Regions from separate parts of the Homo sapiens genome. Here regions 2 and 3 are each linked to region 1. The links are chromatin loops, found by intact Hi-C in ENCODE. Cell type or tissue: dorsolateral prefrontal cortex. All regions are shown on one strand. Links, peaks and the distances in the headings refer to the core of each region. The heading gives the core; the rest is flanking DNA.

The links. Hi-C counts contacts between places; a loop is a spot of excess contacts. Peaks named below come from ENCODE experiments on the same cell type or tissue, not always from the same donor. Only the 100,000 strongest peaks of a DNase experiment are listed, where the experiment ranks them.
Region 2: a loop joins it to region 1, with 5 times the contacts of the local background. A loop is called at or near these places in 11 of 110 quality-filtered maps.
Region 3: a loop joins it to region 1, with 6 times the contacts of the local background. A loop is called at or near these places in 80 of 110 quality-filtered maps.

Annotation. Positions count from the first base shown.
Region 1 is chrX:103,529,741-103,538,010 of GRCh38, reverse strand. LINC02589 (long intergenic non-protein coding RNA 2589) reads left to right here. Exons shown (of 6, transcript NR_131237.1): 4 at 55-104; 5 at 6,827-6,901; 6 at 7,114-7,244. Among named protein-coding and RNA genes, the nearest start is that of RAB40A, 14 kb to the right of the region's middle. RefSeq lists an enhancer at 4,275-4,344. In dorsolateral prefrontal cortex, for the core only: CTCF peaks have their summits at 4,191 and 4,390 (motif pointing left); DNase peaks (open chromatin) are centred at 4,140 and 4,400; H3K4me3 peaks cover 722 bases; H3K27ac peaks cover 420 bases; H3K27me3 peaks cover 3,552 bases.
Region 2 is chrX:103,827,253-103,834,558 of GRCh38, reverse strand. RAB9B (RAB9B, member RAS oncogene family) reads left to right here and starts at 2,302. Exons shown (of 3, transcript NM_016370.4): 1 at 2,302-2,499. In dorsolateral prefrontal cortex, for the core only: no CTCF peak of the experiment used is centred there; DNase peaks (open chromatin) are centred at 2,318 and 2,728; H3K4me3 peaks cover 2,721 bases; H3K27ac peaks cover 2,125 bases; H3K27me3 peaks cover 4,797 bases.
Region 3 is chrX:103,807,714-103,815,019 of GRCh38, reverse strand. It overlaps a transcript of RAB9B not described here. Among named protein-coding and RNA genes, the nearest start is that of RAB9B, 21 kb to the left of the region's middle. RefSeq lists an enhancer at 7,044-7,306. In dorsolateral prefrontal cortex, for the core only: no CTCF peak of the experiment used is centred there; no DNase peak of the experiment used is centred there; H3K27me3 peaks cover 3,981 bases.

The DNA.
Region 1 (8,270 bases), core at 1,371-6,370:
GCTGCTAACTCTGGAATACTCTAAAGTTTTATCATTTTCTCTTGATGCCTCCAGGTCTCTGAATGCTCTAATCTCCCTCCTGGCTGACAGTACGGGCTCCCCAGGTATTTTCCAAAGTTTTTTCTTTTTAAATTATGACATGTATAATTTTTTAAGTCTCATTATGGAAATTTAAAATGCTTTCCAAATGAAAAATAAAAAACCAGTAACAATTGTATTAAGGGAGAAAACATTTTCAAACTACATCTCAGATATTGGGTTGGTGTCTGTGATTTGTGAAACATAGTAACAAAATGATTGGCAACAATTTCAACAGATAATTCAAATAAGTATATATGTGAACAATAAATATTAGAAAACACAGAAACCACAAGAACTAATGAGATGCAAATATTTTAAAATCCTGAGAATTTATAATAATTGGAAACAACAAGATACAAAAGATGAGGACGTGATTGCACATTTGGAACAGACAATATGTGTGTGTTTGTGTGTGCGCGTGTGTGTGTGAATGTGTTCATGTGCACCTCACAGGAGCACATCTGGAGAGTATGCACCATCCTAGGGACAGTAGACCCCTTGGAATCAAAGGGTGGGAGTTGGACCAGTGAGAGTGCAGATTAATTTCAATTTATGAATGTACTCATATATTGTTTAAAATTCAGTATTTGGGAATACAAATATTTTGATAAAAATTTGAACACAAGATAGTTTTGAACTGATTGTCAAAGATAATATGCACATATTTTCATTAATTTGAAAAAGAATTCATTGTGTTATATTATGAAAGAAATAAAAAATTTAATTGAATCTGTGTGTGTGTGTGTGTCCTCTAGCTCTGTCACCCCATATACACACTCACAGATGTAGCATTATCTTTAATTCAGATGGGAGCTGCAACCAATCTGAGTTTTATATATCCTAGAACATGATGAATACAAGGAGACTGCTATCATTAGATCAATAATTCAAAAAAACCTCTGGCTGATATAGTGAAGCTAACTTCCAACCTCAATCCCTCTCCCTTCCCTGCTGAGCCTCTGGTCTGACTCTCAATGCTGCAATCCTGTCTTTGGCTACCAGGAGGCATCACAGCTATCTCCATGTCTTTTGTTCTTTTATTAATGAAAAGGGAGTACATTTTGCTAAGAGTAACAAATGTTATGAAGTGATTTGTTTACTCTGACACCAGTTCTATTTGGAAAATTCACATATTAAAGCAGGTCCATTTGCTGTTGACCCCAAATCTACATCATATTCATTAATTTATCTCTTCCCTCCACGGTGTAGGTTGAGGTGTCCATAAAGTGGATAGGTTCCTCCCAGAGAGCAGGGTGTTGCATTCTTCATTACTGCACCCCTGTACAGGCTTCCCAGGCCTTCTCCCAACCCCTCTCAGTCATCTTCTCTCCTGGACACTATGAACAAGCTGCCCAGGTCCTATATCAGTGACCCATCCACTCTCAGCCACCTCCTGCCTGCCCTGCACTGACCAATGACGACTGGTGACTGCCAAGATGCACTAGAGCTACCTGGTGTTTCATGGCATGGATTTCCTGGAGCATATGTTTTTACAGTCTTGTTTTTTACCCCTATCATTTTTTTTTCCTTCTGAGTATGGGGAAGTGGATTTGGGTCTGCTCAGAGGCATGATGCTGAACAGCTTTTATGAGATTAGAAAACACCCAAGAATGTAGAGAACATTCTGTCTCTAAAACTTTGAACTCAAGGCATATCAGAGAGAGATTTGCTTTCCTTATATGGATGTCTGTGTTCTCATTAGGAGAGAAACAATGAAAAATAACTTTTTACAATGCCTGCCTTAGCCCTGAGGCTCAGCCAGCCCCCACTTCTGTGTCTCAGCATTTAAAGGGCCATTGAAGTCCCACTCCATGCTATATATTCTCCACAGGTTTTCTCATTAACCCCTCAGGACAGCTCTGTAAGGATGGTATGGTCAGTCCCATTTCACAGATGACTAACTCAGGCTCACAGAGTCTAAGTCATCTCCCCAGGTAAGTGGCAGGATTGGAATGAGGTTCCATCCTTCGCCCTCCCTAGAGGACCCTGGGCAGCTTCCCTTCTAGAAGATGGGCTTCCAGGGCTTGAAAAATGGCCAAATTCCACTCCCCTGCTATTGTGGCCCCACGGGTCCTCCACTCCACAACCCCTCTGGGTGATGAAGATGACAGAGGAGATGAAATCTTGTCCTTTGTACCAAGAGACCTGGGTGTAGGGCCACATGAGTTGGCTGATCCCTGAGGTGGCGAGTGGGCTCAGGCAGAAGCTCAGGTGTTGGCCTTGGGAGAGGAGAGCTGGAGGGAAGGAAAGTAACATGCACTGAACTACTGTAAGCCAATGCACTTTATATTTTATCTGCTTTAATCTTTTTTTTTTTCTTTTTTTGGTAGAGACAAGGTCTTGCTATGTTGCCCAGGCTTGTCTTGAATTCCTGGCCTCAAGAGATCCTCCCTCCATGGTATCCCAAAGCACTGGGATTACAGGCATGAACCACCTTAACTAGCCTCCTTTAATCTTAACTGCTATCCAAGGTACCCATTATTATGACCATTATTCAGATCAGGGTGCTGCCTTTAGGGGAGTTTTTGCAATCCAGGAGAAACTTTGTTATCTCCTGACCAGCAGCTAACTCTGGAATACTCTAAAGATTTATCATTTTCTCTTGATGCCTCCAGGTTTCTGAATGCTCTAATCTCCCTCCAGGCTGACAGTACGTGCTCCCCAGGTGTTTTGGAATGTTTTTTGTTTTTCAATTATGACATGTATAATTATTAAGTCCCATTATGGAAATTTAAAACATTTTCCAAGTGAAAGATAAAAACCCAGTAACCATTGTATTAAAACAGGGGAGAAAACATTTTCAAACTACGTCTCAGATGTTGGGTTGGTGTCTGTGATTTGTGAAACATACTCATTAACAAAACAATTGGCAATGATTTCAACAGAAAATTCAAATAAGTATATACATGGACAATAAACATATTAAATATGCAAAAACCACAAGAACTAATAAGATGCAAATATTTTAAAATCCTGATAAATTATAATAAGTGGAAATGACAAGATGAGAACTGTGATTGCACTTTTGGAGAAGACAATGTGTGTGTGTGGGGGGGGGTGGTGAACGCGTTTATGTGCATCTCACAGGGACACGTCTGGAGAGTATGTGCCATCCTAGGGACAGCAGACCTTTTGGGGTCAGGGGGCAGGAGTCAGGTCTGTGAGAGATGCAGGATAAAATTCCTATTTTTGAGTATAATTTTGCATATTTTTTGAAACTTTATATTAAGGAGAAGAGTATTTTGATAAAAACTTGAACACAAAAAATCCTTATGAAGAGACTGACAAAAGAATTGTATACATGTATTCACTAATTTGTGAAAACATTCAATGTATTCGATTTTATAGTGAAACAAAATAGATAAAAATCGAATTGACTGTGTTTCTACATGTGTGTGTGTTTGTATCTGTGTCTCCTCCAGCTAAATTACTCCAAATACACACTGACAGGTACAGTTTTACCTTCAATTTAGAGGTTGGTGGTCTAGAACTAATCTTGCTTTTAGATATACAGGAAAATGAAAGATACAGGGAGATTGCTACCATTAGGTGAATAATTCCAGAAAACTTTGGCTGATACTGAAGTTTTCAGCCAAGCTCCTAACCTCCATCTGTCCCTCCCAGTTGATGAACCCCCTAGTCTGAAACTCTCAGAGCTGCAATCCTGACTCTGGCCCGACGTGATATCTAACTCCATTATTATTTTCCTTTTTCTAATGAAAAAGAGTACATTTTTCAAAGAGTGGCAAATGTCTTGGAATTGTTTGTTTACTGTAAGTTTTCTTTGGAAAATTCACATGTATATTAAAGCAGGTCCATTTGCTGTTGACCCTAAATCCACATCTCATTCATTGATTTATTTCTTCCTTTGTTAGTGCAGTTTGAGGTGTCCATACTGTAGAGTGGTCCCTCCCAGGGTGTAGGTTGTTCACTCTCCATTACCCCACACCTGAACAGGCTTCCCAGACCTCCTCTCAGGCATGCCCTCTCCGGGACGCTATGGACACAGCCGTCCAGACCCCATTCCAGTGCCCCCATTCTCTTCCACTCACCTCCCGCTGCCCTGGTTTGCGCTACACCAGCCTGCTAAGGACTGCCAAGGCTCGCTCCTCGTACGTGGTGTTTCATTGTATAGACGCCATGGAGTACATGTTTTTGCAGTGTTCTTTTACACCTATCAATTTTTTTCTGGAAGAATTAGAATCATTCTGTCCATAGGTTCATAGACTGGGTTTTAGTGGAGGGTATTTTATTTTTTCGCTCATTGCGTAAACGTCTTTGTAGAGGTTTGATTATGAAGGTACGTTGGTGCCCCCTCGTGACAGAAGCCTGAACTGCAGCTTTTACGTCTGAGCAGGAAGGTGGGAAGGAGCAGTTTGGCCCAAGCCCACTCTATGGAGTTTTCTGGAAGTCTGGATGGAAAATGGAGCAATTCCAGGCTAAAAGAATATTTATGGCCTCCAAACAAAGTGCAGCCTCTCACTATGCTGAGGAGAAGGCTTTATGTGGGAGCAAGAAAAATATTATTTTTATTTGTATGCTTTGAGTCCTCTGCAAAAATAGCTGTAGATGGATATGAGCAAAAATGGATCCTGGCTACTTATGATCTTTGTAACCTGCCTTTGACTTTATTATGACAATTTTTCCATGAAAATACATGTCTACCATAACATTTTAAATTACTTTACAACATAATTTTAGTTTTTATTTTTGCCATCAACTGGATGTTTCATCTTATGGATGGTACCACATTTATTTCACTTTGAGATAAAAATGTAGTTCCTTTACCATGTTTTATTATAAACAGTAGCAAACATAACATCCTTGCTCACATATATGCAAATGTATTTGTAAGAATTTCTTTATGAGATTGTCAAAATGCTCTTTTATTATGAAATCTATAAAGTTTTATATTAACACAATACATGATAACATTATTACTCATATATATTCCTACTAATATGGTATGAAAGTGTCTGCTCACACACTGGAAATAATGTTGATTATTGATAACTGGTTAGGCAAGAAATCATCTCTCATCATTGTTTTCATTATAACTTATTTTTACTGCCTCCTAGAATTCCATCCTATGGATGTGACATAATCAATTTTCACAACCCTATGTTATTCAGAGTGTCCTGATATTTCCTTTAATCTACACTGGCATCTTTTCAAGGTCTGTGCTCTGCTGAAGGGCACAGTTCCTGTGGCTGTTTGCACTGAGCTGAATGTGTCCTCTTGGAACACAGCAAACTGTCTTAGAAAAATTCTAGTATTGTGATAATAGAACCCAATTAGCGCATGAATGTGGGGGAGTGTGTGTGAATGTGTGCAAGTGTGTGTGTGCTGACAACCACACTTGCCTCTGCTTCCTTCTGCCTCTTCATGGTTTTGCATCCTGTTTGGTCTCCCTTTCTAAATTCAGGTCTAGCAGTGAAGAGAGGGTATTGTTAGGATGGCAGTCCTTATAACCAGACCCTTATCAACATCCTTCACTACATCCTGAAGTTAAACTTTTAAAAAGGAAATTGTTGGTGCTTAGTGTATGCACCTATGTAACCTTTTGATAAGTATTGTCATGCTGACACCCAGAATGTTGTGCCATTTAGGCTCCCCAAAGTGGAACAATGTGAAAAAGTTTGGAGAGGGGTGAGGAAAGTAATAATGCTGGCATCCTGTCACAGAGGGAAGGCCCGGGACCCTGTTGTGGTCCCACTCTCAAGCCATCCCAACATTTGGAAGACATGAAAATGATCAGACCTGAATTAGACTTCAGGTAGCATGTGGGGTGGGGGAAAGGTCATTGGAGGAACACAGGACGTAGAGTCAGGGCTGGGATACAGCTACAGCTTTATGTACATTCGTGTTTATATAAGACATGTGCATCAAGGCCTTTTTATGAAAAATTTTGGTCATTCCTGTGGTACAATAGAAGCCTTGGCCAATATTTTTTAAACAAATTTCTTGCAATATTATTTATAGACAATGGAACCCATTCATTTTAAGGTTGGTGATTTTTATTAAATGTATAGAGTTGTACAACCATCACCATAATTGAGTTTCAGAAATTTCAATTGTCCCCAAAACTCCCATTGTGCTTCAATGCAGTTAAACCTGCACCTATCCTCAGCTCTTGGAACCACAGTTATGCTTTGTGTGTCTGTGGATTTGTTCATCCTGGACATTCATATAAATGGAATCATGCCGTATTTGGTCTTTTGCATCTTTCACTTAGCATGATGTTTTTAGGGTTCATGTGTATTGTAGCATGTAGCAGAATTCATTCATTTTTTAAAGGCTGAATAATATTCTATTCTAAGGATATACCACATTTTGTTTATCCATCTGTCTATTGATGGTCATTTAGATGATTTCTGCTTTTTGCCTGTTATGAGTGATGATGTTATATACGTTTATGTACGAGTTTTTATGTAGACATAGGTTTTCATTTTTCTTGGCTATGTACCTAGGATTGGGATTTCTGGGTCATATGGTAAATCTCTGTTTATTCATCTGAGGAACTGCCAGACGACTTTCATAACCCTGACAGTCTTGAGGAGTACAGGCTCAGTCTGTTGCTTCTCTTGTGATTTGACTGTGGTTACAGATTTTGAGAAGGAATACCACTAGTTCCGGTGCCCTTCTTGTCGCATCATATCTGGGAGTATACGATGCCTGCATGATGTCACTGGTGATGTTAACCTTCATCATTTGGTTAAGGATGGTGTTTGTCATGTTTCTCCAGTGTACAGTAACTATTTTTCCTGTATCGAGAGAGCATATGGAGAGAAGAAGGAAAACACATGTTTCTAATTTCACTGTGAGTCACTGTCATTTCTATGTGGTGGAATGAGCACCCTGCTGGGCCTGGGGGAAGGGAAGAAAGCGGTTCTACCATCTCCATCCAACTGAGTCATGGACCCCATGAGTGGAGTTTGGGGTACAGGGATGAAGTCATCACTCACCCCATTTCTTACTGTTTCATAGTTTTTCCTACCTCCTATTTTCCCCCCACCCTGTTGTATATGACAGAAATATGTTTCCTTTGCGCTCCTGAGGGGCTTGATGAAAACCTTATACTATGTCTGCTGGACAGGACACTGGAGCAAGAGATACTGGAGATCTCTCTGCATCCTGGCACCAAACCCAAACCAGTAACTCTGGGACATTCTTGACTGAGGGGTAAGTCACTTCTCCTGCTAGCCTCCCTTAGAAAGTGCATATTTCTGTTATGTGGGAGCTTCATTGCTGTGTGGTAGAGTAATGGTGAGGCACACAGAAGCAGGTAGAGATGGAGTGCCTGGTGGGTGAGCCAACACCCAGGGCACAGGCTCCAAGACTTGTGCTGCCTGATTCACCCTTCTCATGGTCTGGGTCTTCCCATCTTTCGGTCGTCTCTCAGAGTACCTTGGATTCCTGTTACATCCCATACTGTCACAAAGAGCAGGGGACAAATGGGGTGGGGAAAGGAGCAAAGACAGAGAGAGGTAGAGGTGATCCCTGGAGGGCCTGCTGTTTTCTGTTCTCTTCGCTGTTCTTTCTTGTTCCACATGTTTCTTTATTTCACCCCACAGTTAACCTCAGAAACCTGGTAATCCATATGATCCCACAGCTATGCCTCATGGCCCAAAGGGCAGGATTTCATCTCCACCGTCCTTTTCTTCAACGTGAAGGGCTGTTGAGTGAGTACCCTTAGGGCACAATACTGGGGAAGTGTAAAATTATCATCTTCCAAATGGGAAGCTGCTGGGGGTGGGGGGCAAGAGATGGAACCTCATTGCCATTCTGCCACTTATCTGTAGAGGATCTTAGTCTCTGTGAGCCAGAGCTTGATAATCTGTGAGATGGGACTCACCATATTTTCTTCACACTGCTCTCCTGATGGGTAAATGGAATAAACTATATATTTTTATACTACTATCTTAGTCCGTTTAGTATTGTTAAAAAGGAATATCTGAGGCTGCATAACTTATAAAGAAAAAAAACAAAACAAAACATAATAAAATTGTTATGTGGCTAACAATTTTGATGGTTGGAAAGTTCAAGATTAGGCATCTGCTTCTGATGAGGTTCTCAGGAAGCTACCACTCACGACGGAAGGCCAAGGGGAGCTGGCTTGTGCAGAGATCATATGGCAGGAGAGGGGAAAGAGATGGGAGGTGCTGGGCTCTTTTCAACAACAAGCTCTT
Region 2 (7,306 bases), core at 376-5,375, 300 kb before region 1:
ATTGAATGTTGAAGAGCGTATGTGTGTGTGTGTGTGTGTGTGTGTGTGTGACTCTGAAGGTAACCCTATCTCTGGTATCCAAACGCAATCTTGGTTTGGCCTTCTATCTACCGACTACACTATGATTCTATTGTGTGTGTGTGTGTGTGTGTGTAACTGTGTTATAAAAATAGAATTTTTATTGTGTGTGAAGGACACTATTTGACAGATCTCAATGATTGACCATTGGGAATAGTCCCATCTGAGAGCCACAAAACCATCCACAGCTGTTACTTTGAATCTTCGTGCTGTCCATTTTTGCTGATCCCTCACAACTAGTGTTAGTCATGTTGCTTCCATTCTAGAAAGATAATAGTAGCTGCTTTTTAAGTGGCCTCTAGAGACTCTTTTAATATAGGATTTACATGTAGGAATCTTTGGTCTAACAAAGGATTTTTCTTACCTTTAGGTGTTCCAACATTCACTAAACGTGTGGTGCTTTCAGCAGTTGTGAGATCCTGACTACAGAACGAGGTAGCTTAGAAACTAAAAGATCCTTAAAACTTGCCAGTTGGTTTGGGGGTTTCTCAGAGATTTTTAAACTGTTGGAAAATGGCATCTATGAGAAAATGAAAAAGTAGTCTAGATTGTTACACCTAAAGACGAGTTACTCTAATATGAAGGACTGTTATTTAAAGCATTTCACAAAACTATTTATTGAGGTGCAAAAAGAAAACATTGGAACATCAATATATTTATTTTTCTCATTCTTTTAAAATTTCTGTGGAGTATTTTAATGTTTACTCATTAAAATGTATGTTTAAAGTAATGTGTAATGTATACATGTACAGTAGTACATGTATATAATCTATAAATCCTTATACATATGTTGGGGCCCATGCTCAATAGTTTTTTAATAGACTAAAATGTATGCGGAAAATTTGATTTAGAGGATTGTGTGAATCTCGTCTTCATCAGAAGAGTGTTTTAGAGTGTATGTGTGGGGAACGGGGTTGGTTTAAATAGGAGCACATGAGATTCAGTTACATCAATTTATTTTATTTAAATATAACAACTATTAGTGATACAGCATTCATTCATATTCAGCAAATATTTTCTGAGCATGTCCTATGCAGCAAGCATTGCCCTAGGCTCTGTGCATACGGTGGTGAACACAAACGTTGTCCTTGACCTCATAGTCCTTCCCCACTATAGTTTAGTAGGGAAGACAGCTGTCAACCAAATAATCATACACTTAAATGTACCACCAAAAATGGGTAAGTGTTATGAAGGAAAAATACAGCAAGTTACAGGAGGCTACAAGAGTATAAACTGGGGCACCATCTCTATTCTGAGATTATCGAGAAAGGTTATCCTGAGAAGTGACATTTAAGCTGGGGCCTGCGGAGATTGATTGCACGATTGCCTTGTCAAGAGACAGAGGAAGAGTGGCCTAGATGGAAGTAGCGGGTATGTGTGAGGGCCTGGACGGGGTCATGAGATGAGTGAGGGCCTGTGCCACAAGGTCACAGGGTTTCGGGCAATGGGGAAGCTTCAGAGATGGAGCTGCCTGACAGAGAGGTGGAGTGCAGGCTAAATGACCTCAGGAGCTTTGTCCTTCTTCAATTCCAGGGGGAAAATCACAAACTAGTTGGAAGTACCAGAGGGCTACAGAAAACAACAAAAAGAGACTAGCTGGTCGGCTAGGCACAATTAAAACATCAAATTCTGCCCCAGCAGCAATTCCGGGAAATTCAAGTAATGCCCCCTGTGTGGCCCTCTAGAACTGTATCTGGTAAGAGTAAAGGGCAGTGTGTCCTCTATGCCTGCGCTACAGATGTGGACATTTTTTTTAATTGCCTGAAAATTTCATAAGCTGTAGCCAGTTAGAGGGCCTAGCAATGTGTTGTGATCATGTGTTTTCCTGAGTTATTTGAAACAAGAGGGTGTATGTACTACCCTCTTGGCAAAATTAAAGGATTTTGAGCTAGGATAAATGAGGTAGATCAGAGGATAATTGCAGGAAGTGGGGCAGTGGCTAGCCCTGCTTGAGGGCTTAGGCCCAGGCTGCAGAGGAGCTAAGTGGAAGAGCAATATTTGACGGTCTATTGCCGCTGTGCCTACTAATCGGCTAGGGGAGGAGAAGGAGGACAAGGGAGACCAGGGTTGGACGATGAGCATGAAAGAAGAGTGGGCGAGCCAGGGAGCGCTTGCCACATGGAGGGCGGGAGGCGGCTACACCGGGTCCCCACCGCCGAGAAAGGGGCACGAGGAGGCGGCGCGGGCCCCGCCCCCTCCCCTGGCGGGCGCGGGCGCGGGCTCGAGACGCTGCGCGGCGGCAGCGGCGGGCGCGAGCGGCAGCTGTCAGGCCACCGAGGTCCAAGCCGCACTTGCTGCCCCATTGAGGACGAGGAGGCAGCAGGAGCAGTGACGGTGACTCTAAGGAGCCGGATTCCCGGCACGCAGAGCTGACCTGCCTGGCACCCGCGGCCCTCTCCTGTTTCCTTCCCATTGTGTTGGGTAAGGTGCCTGTGCGTGGGCAGGAACAGGGGCTAGGGGCTGGAGGACCCGGAAGGCCGGGAGGTGGGGGGCCTGTGAGAAGAGGGAGAAAGGAAAGTCTAGTTGATCCCCAGGACCACTCGTAGCTTGAGAAAAGGGACTGAGCCGCTCCCGAGGTCGGAGTCGGGGGCAGGTGACAGTGCAGGGGGGCGTTGCTGAGTAATCCCGAGCTGCTGCCAGAGCCGAGCAGAGAGGCGCAGGGCTCCGTGGGGAGCGGGTGTGGCTCAGTGCGCATGCGCCACAGCCGACTAGCTCTAAGAGCTGGGGGTGAGGTGAGAGGACCTGGGTCGGAGGTAGTTGGGACTATGTGTGACATCTCACTTTCTAGGTCCGTAATGCTAACAGTGCCCCTGTCGTAGAGATGCCAGCATTCTTGTCTCCCAAGGAAGCTTTTTTTCCTTGTGTTCAGCTCGCTTGATGTCATCCAAACCTTATCTACCTATCTGTCCCTGGGCAGTCTACTGAGGAAGAAGTGTCCTGGGGACGATGCCAGATTGCTATCTAGTGTGCCTTTGGGCTTATAGCCCTAGAGCTGTCGTTGTGAGCAGTGAAAGGTTAGATGTGGGACTCCACATTGGACCCTTTGAGTTGCATATAGGATATAAATGTGGGCATGAATGTAGGAATAGCGTTTCAGTGGCATGACAGCTGTGGCATTTGGAGTCGGCATGGATGTAGCTGATAACTTGTTAGCTCTGCAAAATGAATCCAGTGCGTCAGAGGGTTTCCGCGCTACGAAGCACCCACCACCAGCACCAACGCCAAGTATTGGGTTGTATTGGAAACACACTCAAACATTCAATCATTTCTCATCCGTGTTGAATTTTACATAAATATAGCCGCGCCCAATTCTTCAGTGCAATATTTCCAATTATTGTGCCAGCATTCAACAGTGAGTTGAGTAGCCCTTACCAGTGTGTCGCCACAAGATGGGCTTTCCCCACAGGTCCAACCATGGCTCCTCCCCTGTACAGACTTCCAACAGTGCCACTCTCATCCAGTGCCTAGCCCTCCCCAGTTGCTCTTCCCCTATCGATCCCTGCAGTACACATCCCTTTCAAGACTTGCCTCCGAGCAATCTGCACTACTGATTTTGAGCATCATTCCACTCCATGGCAACTGAACTGATGCGAATTTGCTTTTCTGCCTCTCTTCTCTCCATCATCATACTAAAATGTACTATTTTCAAAGGTTCAACTTCTTTTTCTTCATTGTACTGCCTCCTCCCCCACCTCCACTCCCACCTCTAAGCATTCCCAACTAAATACAATAATTTGAATAAGGCTTTGTGGGTACTGCAGATTCAGAAGGTTTCAAGTGTGTTAAAGAACAAAGAGCTGGGGAGTATTGGTTATGGAAATTCCTAATTCACCTTACTCTCCAAGACTGAGACCCTGATGGGAAAAAAAAAAGTTAGTAAACTATCCTTAGAGCATGCTCATTAATGAGTTTGTGGGGGTAGGAAAGGGGAATTGCGTCTCTCGAATATTTTACTCAGTTAGAGTCAGATCTTTCTCTGAATGGGATCAAAATCAGAATAAGCGTTTTGGTCCAAATGCTCGCCCGACAGAGGACCCATAAGGGATGCATACGTCATTTGACTTTCCTATTTACGTATTTAGTGTTATCAAAGAATTCATTTGCCTGCTTAATGTTACCTTGTTTAAAGGTTTGGATTAAATCCGGCATATTCTGGGGGAGGAAAAAATGATTTCATTTGCTTTTACACTGTGCTAGTTCTTTTTAATTTAAGTATGTACTAAAGGACATGACATTCATTTTCAAACAATGATAAATGATTGTGGAGAGGCCAGCACCCACCGACAACATCAACTGGATATCATTATTCTGCTCTTGTTTTGGGTAGGAATGGGGAAATGTATATACTTATTTTTAAAATGTGAGAGTAGGGGGAGGAAAACTGGAGCATTTCCCTTGACTTTCAACAGGTGGAATTCCCATTACTCCCCATCCAGAAAATGATCGAGTCAAGTTCATAACTTCTGCTCTTTAGTTACCTTATAAATAATAGTATTTTGGCATCTTACAGAACTATGGATCTATTGTACCTTGGCATCAATTCAGAGGCATTAATTCTGGGCACCTACCTAATCATTTAATTGGTAAACAAATATTTATTATCTCCATGGAGGATCCTGGTGCTGCACACTGAAGGGGCTTCAAAGATGTATACAGTGAGCTTACTATCTAGGAATTTAAAATTGATCATGTAAGAAAGACAGGAAAAGTTTGTTAACAAAATAAGTCAGTATAATGACATTATTTCAACTGTAAACAATGAGATCCTGAGCTTGCATGTTAATTTGTAAACTCCCTGAGGGCAAGACCTTGCCTTAAACATTTATTAATTCCCAACAGTATCTACATCCAATGGATGTTTGAGTGATGAAGCTTTGCAAAGTAGATTGAGTGGGGAGACACCAGAAGCAGGGAGAGAAGAACTTTCACAATAGATTAGATGTGAGAAATTGTGGGCCAAAATGAGGATGGTAGCACAGGACTAGAAAATGATACTTCAAGGGAAAATCAGCAGGATTGAATGAAGGCAAGGAGACAAATCTAAACTGTATTCATTTTTACTTCTAGAAAATAAATGGGAGTTGGAGACAGCAGAGGAGAGTGGAGGGTTTCCTTAGTAAGGACACAACACACAATAGGCACTGTAGTGTTTTCTCAAATATCAGTAGCAAGATTGGACCAGAAGACCCTGAAGGTCCCTTCAATGCTGAGATTCTGTGCCATATGCAGATGTTCAAGCTTGTTGAGGAACAAGGCATTCTCAAATATGGAAGAAAGAGAAAAGGAAGAATTCTTATACTTTCACTAGCAGGCCCTTTCTGAGAAGGGTTAATACTGAGCCACAAGGCCCCCACCAGTGCATGAAAGGAGGTGGAGGAGCCAGAGGAATAAAAATCTCAAACCAAATTTTTCAAAAAATGCTTACAAATCTTTGCAAACTTCATAAGCTTTTCATTCTCCCCCAAAATCCTGTTAAGTAGGGCAGGTATTATCTGCTCTATTTTTATGTAAGAAGATACTGAAACAGAAAGATTAAATGACCTGCCCAAGTTCATAAAATAAATGAATGGTGTAACAGTGATGAAGACCCTGGTGTCCTGATTACTGCCAGCTAGCTCAGTGCTCTTGACACTGAACCACATTGCTTTTCCTCTTTTTCCCTTGGCATAGAGCCTATAGGCCCAGAAGTTATGTGTGCACATAACCAAATAGGGAATGCACAAGCAACTGCAGCATTATCTCAGACAGTTATTAATACATCATCATTATTCCTGGAGCTGAGCATTTGGTTTCCATATTCACTCAGTCCTTGACCTGTCTATTGAGTTTATCTGCAACTGGGAGAATAGGGTCAGTGAGTCTTTTAATGATGTGAACGCCTGTTTGCTAGGAACTCAAGGAAGCTTGTGTGGCCTGGACGCTTAATACTAGCCATCAGAATCATGCCCAAGTTTGTACTTCTGTTGCTTTTCAAAATGAGAGTTCAAGAGTTTTGCTCTGTAAAATTATCCTACAGACCAGTATAAAAAAATAAAAAAGTGTGCTAACACTTGTTTCATCTCCATTTAAAGAAATGTTTGTTACTTGAGCTAATTCCAAAGACAGCAATTTGGGAGCAGGAAAAAGAGGACAAAAATTAGGAATTGTAGGAAACTTGAGAATTCTGTAGAGTGTATATAAACCAAGAAGGAGGATAAAGCCTATCCATTTAGGAGATATTATTTAAATTCATAATTACTGATTTAGATATCTAATGAATCCTTATTATAAGTTTTATCTATATTTAGAAAATAACATGTGATTATTAAGCAGCAGATTTTTTTTTAAAGCTTCGTTCTTCCTCAGTAAGAAATAACACTACACAGATCTAGGCACTGTTTTTCTTCTTAAACCAGTACTCTTGATGCTGCTTAAATAAGATTCTTGCCATAATTAATTATAATATTAGATGAATGTATATTTAAATTTAATAACACCAGCTAAATATTAAAACTGGTGTTTAAGACAGATGAACTGCCAGGTACAGCGGCTCACGCCTGTGAACCCAGCACTTTGGGAACATGAGGTGGGCAGATCGTTTGAACCCAGGAGTTTGAAACCAACCTGGGCAACATGGTGAAACCCCATCTCTACAAAAACTACAAAACTTAGCCGGGCATGGTGGTGCATGCCCGTAGTCCCAGCTACTCAGAAGGCTGAGGTGGGAAGATTACTTGAGCCCAGGAGGTCGAGGCTGCAGTGAGCCATGACTGCACCACTGCACTCCAGCCTGGGTGACAGAATGAGACCTTGTCTCAAATTTAAAAAATAAATAAAGAAAAGAAAAATGACCTAAACTAATTAATAAAATAATTAGCCAAGATAATATACTTTATTGTAAACAGGAAGCCCACAAACACAATTTTTTTCTGCTCTCTAATTATGTGGAATCAATTGCAGAGACAACCTTGAGACAGACTGGTGAGTGCACTAACAACTTTCTTGGAGATGGGAACGTTGGTAGGTATAAAAGGAAGAAGTTTCATCTCCGACTTAGGATTTCAGCATATCTTAGATTGCTCTGTACTTTCCTTTTCCTGAATGTCATCTATTGTGAATATCATCTTTCTTTAATTTGCTTTTACTTTGAATGGAGAATTCAATTGAGAGACAATATAAAATGTAAAAAATTATATAAATTACAAATTAGGATAAGTTAAAGTTCTTGGAATAAAATTATTTTGCTTAT
Region 3 (7,306 bases), core at 376-5,375, 280 kb before region 1:
TCTCCCCTTTGTACCTCTGGTAGAATTCGGCTGTGAATCCATCTAGTCCTGGACTTTTTTTTGGTTGGTAGGCTATTAATTATTGTCTCAATTTCAGAACCTGTTATTGGTCTATTCAGAGATTCAACTTCTTTGTGGTTTGTCTTGGGAGGGTGTATGTGTCCAGGAATTTATCCATTTCTTCTAGATTTTCTAGTTAATTTGCATAGAGGTGTTATAGTATTCTCTGATGGTAGTTTGTATTTCTGTGGGATCAGGGGTGATATCCCATTTATCATTTTTTATTGCGTGTATTTGATTCTTCTCTCTTTTCTTCTTTATTAATCTTGCTAGCAGTCTACCTATTTTGTTGGTCTTTTCAAAAAAACACCTCCTGGATTCATTGATTTTTTTAAGGGTTTTTTGTGTCTCTATCTCCTTCAGTTCTGATCTGATCTTAGTTACTTCTTGTCTTCTGCTAGCTTTTGAATTTGTTTGCTCTTCCTTTTCTAGTTCTTTAAATTGTGATGTTAGGGTGTCGATTTTAGATCTCTCCTGCTTTCTCTTGTGGACATTTAGTGCTATAAATTTCCCTCTAAACCCTGCTTTAAATGTGTCCAGGAGATTCTGGTATGTTGTGCCTTTGTTCTCATTGGTTTCAAAGAACATCTTTATCTCTGCTTTCATTTCGTTATTTACCCAGTAGTCATTCAGGAGCAGGTTGTTCAGTTTCCATGTAGTTGTGCGGTTTTGAGTGAGATTCTTAATCCTGAGTTCTAATTTGATTGCACTGTGGTCTGAGAGACAGTTTGTTGTAATTTCTGTTCTTTTACATTTGCTAAGGAGTCTTTTACTTCCAATTATGTGGTCAATTTTAGAATAAGTGTGATGTGGTGCTGAGAAGAATGTATATTCTGTTGATTTGGGGTGGAGAGTTCTGTAGATGTCTATTAGGTCTGCTTGGTCCAGAGCTGAGTTCAAGTCCTGAATATCCTTGTTAATTTTCTGTCTCATTGATCTGTCTAATATTGACAATGAGGTGTTAAAGTCTCCCATTATTATTGTGTGGGAGTCTAAATATCTTTGTAGGTCACTTAGAACTTGCTTTATGAATCAGGGTGCTCCTGTATTGGGTGCATATATATTTAGGATAGTTAGCTCTTCTTGTTGAATTGATCCCTTTACCATTATGTAATGGCCTTATTTGTCTCTTTTGATCTTTGTTGGTTTAAAGTCTGTTTTCTCAGAGACCAGGATTGCCACTCCTGCTTTTTTTTTTTTTTTTTTTTTTTTTTGCTTTCCATTTGCATGGTAGATCTTCCTCCATCCCTTTATTTTGAGCTTACGTTTGCCTTTGCACATGAGATGGGTCTCCTGAATACAGCACACTGATGGATCTTGACTCTTTATCCAATTTGCCAGTCGTCGTCTTTTAATTGGGGCATTTAGCCCATTTACATTTAAGGTTAATAGTGTTATGTGTGAATAAGACGGAGGTTGCAGTGAGCCAAGATCACGCCACTGCCCTCCAGCCTAGAGACAGAGCAAGACTCTGTCTCAAAAACAAACGAACAAACAAAAACAAAAACAAACAGTTCTTGTGATATCATTGGCGACAGATTGCAGTATTTAATAGATGCAAAAAGGTCTCTTTAAAACAAACAGGTTTTTTAGAAAAATTCTAAAAAAGGAAGGTTGAGTCCAGTTTAGGGGTGAGGTGCAGAAAATATGGTGATATGTGTGCCATTTTAGGTCAAATGTTGGAACAGACTCTAAGATGCTTAGATCCAATCCCTTCTTTTTATAGACAATAAAACTGATGCTGGACGTGCTGGCTCAAGCTTATAATCCCAGCACTTTGGGAGGCCAAGGCAGGCAGATCACAAGATGAGGAGATCGAGACCATCCTGGCCAACACGGTGAAACCCCGTCTCTACTAAAAATACAAAAATTAGCCAGGCGTGGTGGCATGTCCTGTAATCTCAGCTACTCAGGAGGCTGAAGCACAATAAACACTTGAACCCAGGAGGTGTATCACACCACTGCACTCCAGCCTGGGTGACAGAGCAATATTCTGCCTCAAAAAAAAAAAATTTAAAAATTAAAAAAAAAAAAAACTCAGGAACCGAGAAGTTAAGCAAATTGCTAAAGGCAATCTGGGGCTATGGTTTTAACACTGTAGTTTGGAGGACACAGAGAGTTAGGGATGGGGAAGTAATGAAACCTGAGATGCAAAAAAAGGAAAGGTTTGGTTTTAAGCAAAGCAGGGTTTAGGCATCAGACAGTGGAAGGGGCAGAAGCAAACAGTAGCAAGCAGCTCTGGCCTGGAAGAAATTTTCCCAGAGTCTGTCATATCCTTGTTGCTCCTCCCAAAAGGAAGTAACCCTAGGAACTACTGAGAAGTTGTGCCTCCACAATAGTCTCTGACTTACTGAATAAACAAAAGCTACAGAAAATTGTTGTTAAAATCAGAGTTGTTGGTTTTCGTTAGTGACCCAAGTCTTTAAAAGTCTGATTTAAAATTACCTAAATGATACAATCTAAGTGTCCATACTAAATAGAACAAAGAAAGAGGTACTTGACAGGGAGGATCACCAAGATCCTACTACTCAGTCCCACACTCTCCTTGTTTCTTTCATGTAGAGATAAAATAAGAAAAATAGCTATTGGCAATGAACTGTGGAAATTGGTGTTTAATTGACAACTATGCAGCAGTTTTTGGTTGCTATTGGCTGAATATATCTCCCTAATTAATATGTTAAAAACTTAATCTTCCATGTGATGGTATTTGGTGGTGGAGTCTTTAGGAGGTAATTACAGTTAGCTATTAATTCGTGAGAGTGGAGCCTTCATAATGGGATTCGTGCCCTTATAAGAAGAGAAAGAGGGTATGGTGGCACATACCTGTTTTCCCAGCTACTTCAAAGGCTGAAGCAGGAGGATTGCTTGAGCCTAGGAGGTCCAGGCTGCAATGAGTCATGTTCATGCCACTGCACTCCAGCCTGGGTGACAGAGAGAAACTCCTTGCCCCCGCTTTCCATAAAAGAGAGAGAGAGAGAAAGAGAGGAGACCTCTCTTTCTCTCTCTTTTTCTGCTTTGAGGATACAAGAAGAGGGTAGCTATCTGTAAACCAGGAAGGGGGCCCCACCAGACACTGAATCTGCCAAGACCTTGATCTTGAAGGCTCTTTCCCAGCCTTCAGAACTATGAGAAATAAATTTCTGTTGTTAAGCCATCCCGTCTATGGTATTTTTATAGCCACCTAAGAAGACTAAGTCATTAGCTTTTGTTATTAGCTGTATTTCAGCCAAATGAGTCTTCTAATCTGTAGTGTTATTCTTTAGATTGTGATGGCATGGCTCTTTGTCCTAAGGTAATTTTTTTGTATATACTAAATTGAGTTGGAAAGCTATTGTGTCTCTGCATGATACATTTTTAAATTTTTTTTCTAGAATATTTCTTTAGTTACAGTAATAAAGCATGTTTATTTGACATTCTGGCAGAGATTTTAACTGGCATTTCCACATGTCACTATTATAATAAAAATTAATGTTTATAACGGGAACCCCTAGACATTGCAAGAGCCCAAATTAATTTCTGGATCATCAAAGAAAAACTAAGGGTTATTATTATTAGGTCTATTTTATGGTATGGAGAATAAGCATTTCATGCATGTTGCATAGTGACATGATAATTAACCACAATATTCTATTTCCCTGGAATGGAGAGATTATTTTCTTCCCCTCTTCACTTTTACTTCCTCATAGAATCCTGTGATTTCACTAGTAGGTTGTTTTGTCCAAATTCCACCCAATGCTTGAGTATTTTCACCCAATGCTTGAGTATTTTCACCAAATGCCTGCCACAGAGTCAATGCTAGAATACCTCAGGAGACAGAAAACTTACCATTTTTTGAAGCAGATCATTATATCTTGCAAAAATGGCACATGATCCCTTATATTGAGTAAATTCTGACTTCTTATGACTTCCACTCCTTGGTCCTAGGGCCACTCAAAACAAGGATTCCACATGACACAGGACTTCCGATAACTAAAGACAGTTCTTTCCCTCCTGGACATGATTTTTATAACTTGAAATATCCCCAGGTTTTTCAGTGAAATATGACATATTTAAGTCCCATTACTGTAGCAATTAAATAAATATCTGTTCAATGTCTTCCCAGCGTCAGGTACTGTTTGAGGTATGAAGGTGAAGAGAGTAAATGGGAAGTGGCAGAAGCATGATTGATACCATGTTAAGAAATGGGGATCTATTGTGAAAGGAAAAAGGAATAAAAGAAGGTGTTCTAAGCAAAGGGGTAGGAAGCTTAGGTTTGGGTTAGAGAATGATTACTCATGTTGTGGAGGATAGGTGTGGTGGGAGTGGGCATGAGAAGCCTAGAGGAAGGTGACTAGCGAGACAGCTATAACAATAGACAGGAAAAGCTGAAGAGTCACGCAGGTTATGCCATGGCATTTAGACTTTATCCTGCCAGTGCCTTCAAAGAAGCATTCACAGAACAGCAGACTACTTGTAGCAGATCCACCTGGGGGCTTTGTTAAAATGCAGATTCCTGGACCCCACCATGACCTGCTTAAAGTCTCAAAGGGTGGTGCAGCCCAGGCATCTGCATCTTATCAAGTTTTTCTGGTGACTCTGATGCAAAGCCCAGATGGCAGTAGTCAGAGAGTTTGTTAGGGCAGTAGAAGCCAACAGGCATCCAGACCTCAAAAAGCCACACTCTGCTAAGACAAAAGAGTTTGGAAATGCCCTGCCTGGGAAGCAGGAATTCACTTCATCCCTCCACCTGCACCAATCTCCCCTTCACTATTTGCCTAGCTGGTGCCTTCTTTTTCTTGGTGTCCAGACTTAAACATCACCCCCTTGGAGTTCTTTCCTGGCCCCTTACTCAGTCTTATAGGTGTTCACAATATCCTGGGGTTTAAAAAATTCTATTGTGTCTCACTTTCCATGTGTATGATTCTTCAGCAAGGCTCCTTCCTACTAGCCACTAAGCGCCACAAAGTTGAGGCCTGGGCCTACTGTGCACCCTACAGCACCTAGTGCAGGGCCAGGCATAGGGTAGGTGCCAGCTAAAGATTTTTTAATTAAGCCAGGTACAGTGGCACATACTTGCAGTCCCAGCTACTTTGGAGGTCGAGGTGGGAGGATCATTTGATCCCAGGAGTATGACTTCAGCCTGGGCAACAAAGAGAGACCCTGCCTCTGAGAAAAAAAAAAAAAGAATGAATACCTGAAAGAATGGATGGGAGGCACTGGTGCCTGCCCCAGCTTGAACTACCATGCTGCATGGCAGTGGCTCCATGGGGGTTCATCTTAGCTGCTCTGGTGGCAAGGTTTCTTGCAGCATCATTGTCTTAGTCAGCTCAGGCAGCAATAAAAAATATCACAGGCTAGGTGGTTAAAAACAACAGAAATTAAGCCGAGCATGGTGGGTCACGCCTGTAATCCCAGCACTTTGGGAGGCCAAGGCAGGCAGATCACCTGAGGTCAGGAGTTCAAGACCAGCCTGACCAACATGGAGAAATGCTGTCTCTATTAAAAATACAAAATTAGCCGGGTGTGGTGGCCCATGCCTGTAATCCCAGCTACTCGGGAGGCTGAGGCAGGAGAATTGCTTGAACCCAGGAGGCGGAGGTTGTGGTGAGCCAAGATTGAGCCATTGCACTCCAGCCTGGGCAACAAGAGCAAAACTCCATAAAAAAAGAAAGAAAGAAAGAAATTTATCTCTTACAGTTCTGGAGGCTGGAAATCCCAGACTAGGATGGTCAGGCTCTCCAGAGGGCCCTTTTACTAGCTTGCAGATGGCCACCATCTTATTGTTTCCTCACATAACAGAGAGAGAGCGAGAGAGACAGAGAGAGAGAAATCATGCTCTGGTCTCTCCCTTTTCTTATAAGGACACCAATGTCATTGTGAGGACCCCACCCTCATGACCTCATCTAAACCTAATTACCTCCCAAAGATCCCCTTCTCCAAATACCATCCTATAAGGGGTTAGAGCTTCAACATATGAATTTCACTAGCATTCATTCCATAACAACCATTAATAGGCTTGAAAGGTGACAAAGAAAGGGCCTGGGCCCCTTCTTCATGGGTCCTAGTCTCTAGGCAGAATATGAAGTCAATCCCAACATGTACAGCAAACAGGAAAGCCAAGCTAGCCAGGTCTTGGGCAAGAAGCCACAGGCAAAGGTGCATTTCCAGCCAGTTAGCTGGATCCCCGAAGCCCAGGGGGAAGGGGGCCCTGTTTCTTACTGACCCTCTTGCCCTGGCCCCAGCTCACCTGGCCTCTGGCTCCCCAGCCTTCCTGTCTCCCTGAGAGTGGGCCCTCAGAGTTTCTCTTACAGCTGCTGTGTACAGAATCATGAGAAGGTGGCTTCTAAAGCTCAGGAGCACTGGGCTCCAAGGCAGTGTTTTCAAGGGTGCAGAGAAAACGAGGGGTGGGTCATGTGCCTTTGCATGGCATCACGTGTGATGTGTATCGATCTAAACATATTCTGAAGGGATGGCTCAGGCTACCTGCAAACAGCCTCTTCTGGGAGACGATATGGCCAGAATGTCACATTCCTTCCAGAAAGACAGACCTGACAGTTTACGGCTCAACAAACCAAGTTCTGGAGAACGAGGCTCTCTGATGAGAGACCAGTAGCTGACATTTATTGGGTGTTTATTAAGGCCATGTGCTGAGTGCTTTATGTGCATTTTCAACAATCGTCTGAGGTAGGTACTGTTGTTGCCCCCATTTTACAGATGAGGAGACTAAGGCTTTGTCAAGCTAAATGGTTTTTCAAGGTTACATATCTTGGAAGAAACAGAGGCCTGCAGCCTGGCAGCAGAGCCCATGGTCTTCATGGCATCAGCATGTGTGTTGCCTTCTGTGTACTAGCAAACAAAGACTCAAAGAGAAGGCAGGCAATATCCCTGGGGTCACACAGCCAGTTAATACCAGAGCTAGAACTAGAAATGCAGTCTTCTCTCCCCCACTCTGGCTCTCCTCCTGACATGGCCTCAGTCACTCAAGGTACAATAGGGATAACTCGTCCCATTTTACACAGCTGAGGTCTCTTCCATCCCATGACTGGATTTTCTATGACTGCTCAGTGCTCAGAAGATTCCAGGACTGGGAATCAATGGTGGAAACAGGCCTCTGGGTTTGACCACAGCTGTGGAGAAAGATGACAGCCCAGATGAGCACCATGGTCACCCCAGGGCCATGAGTCTCTAGAGGTGCCATTCAGCTTCCCAAGTCCCTGGGTTTTGGGGACTCCCTGTCACAGCCCTTTGGGGGAGCCTCCCACCCCTG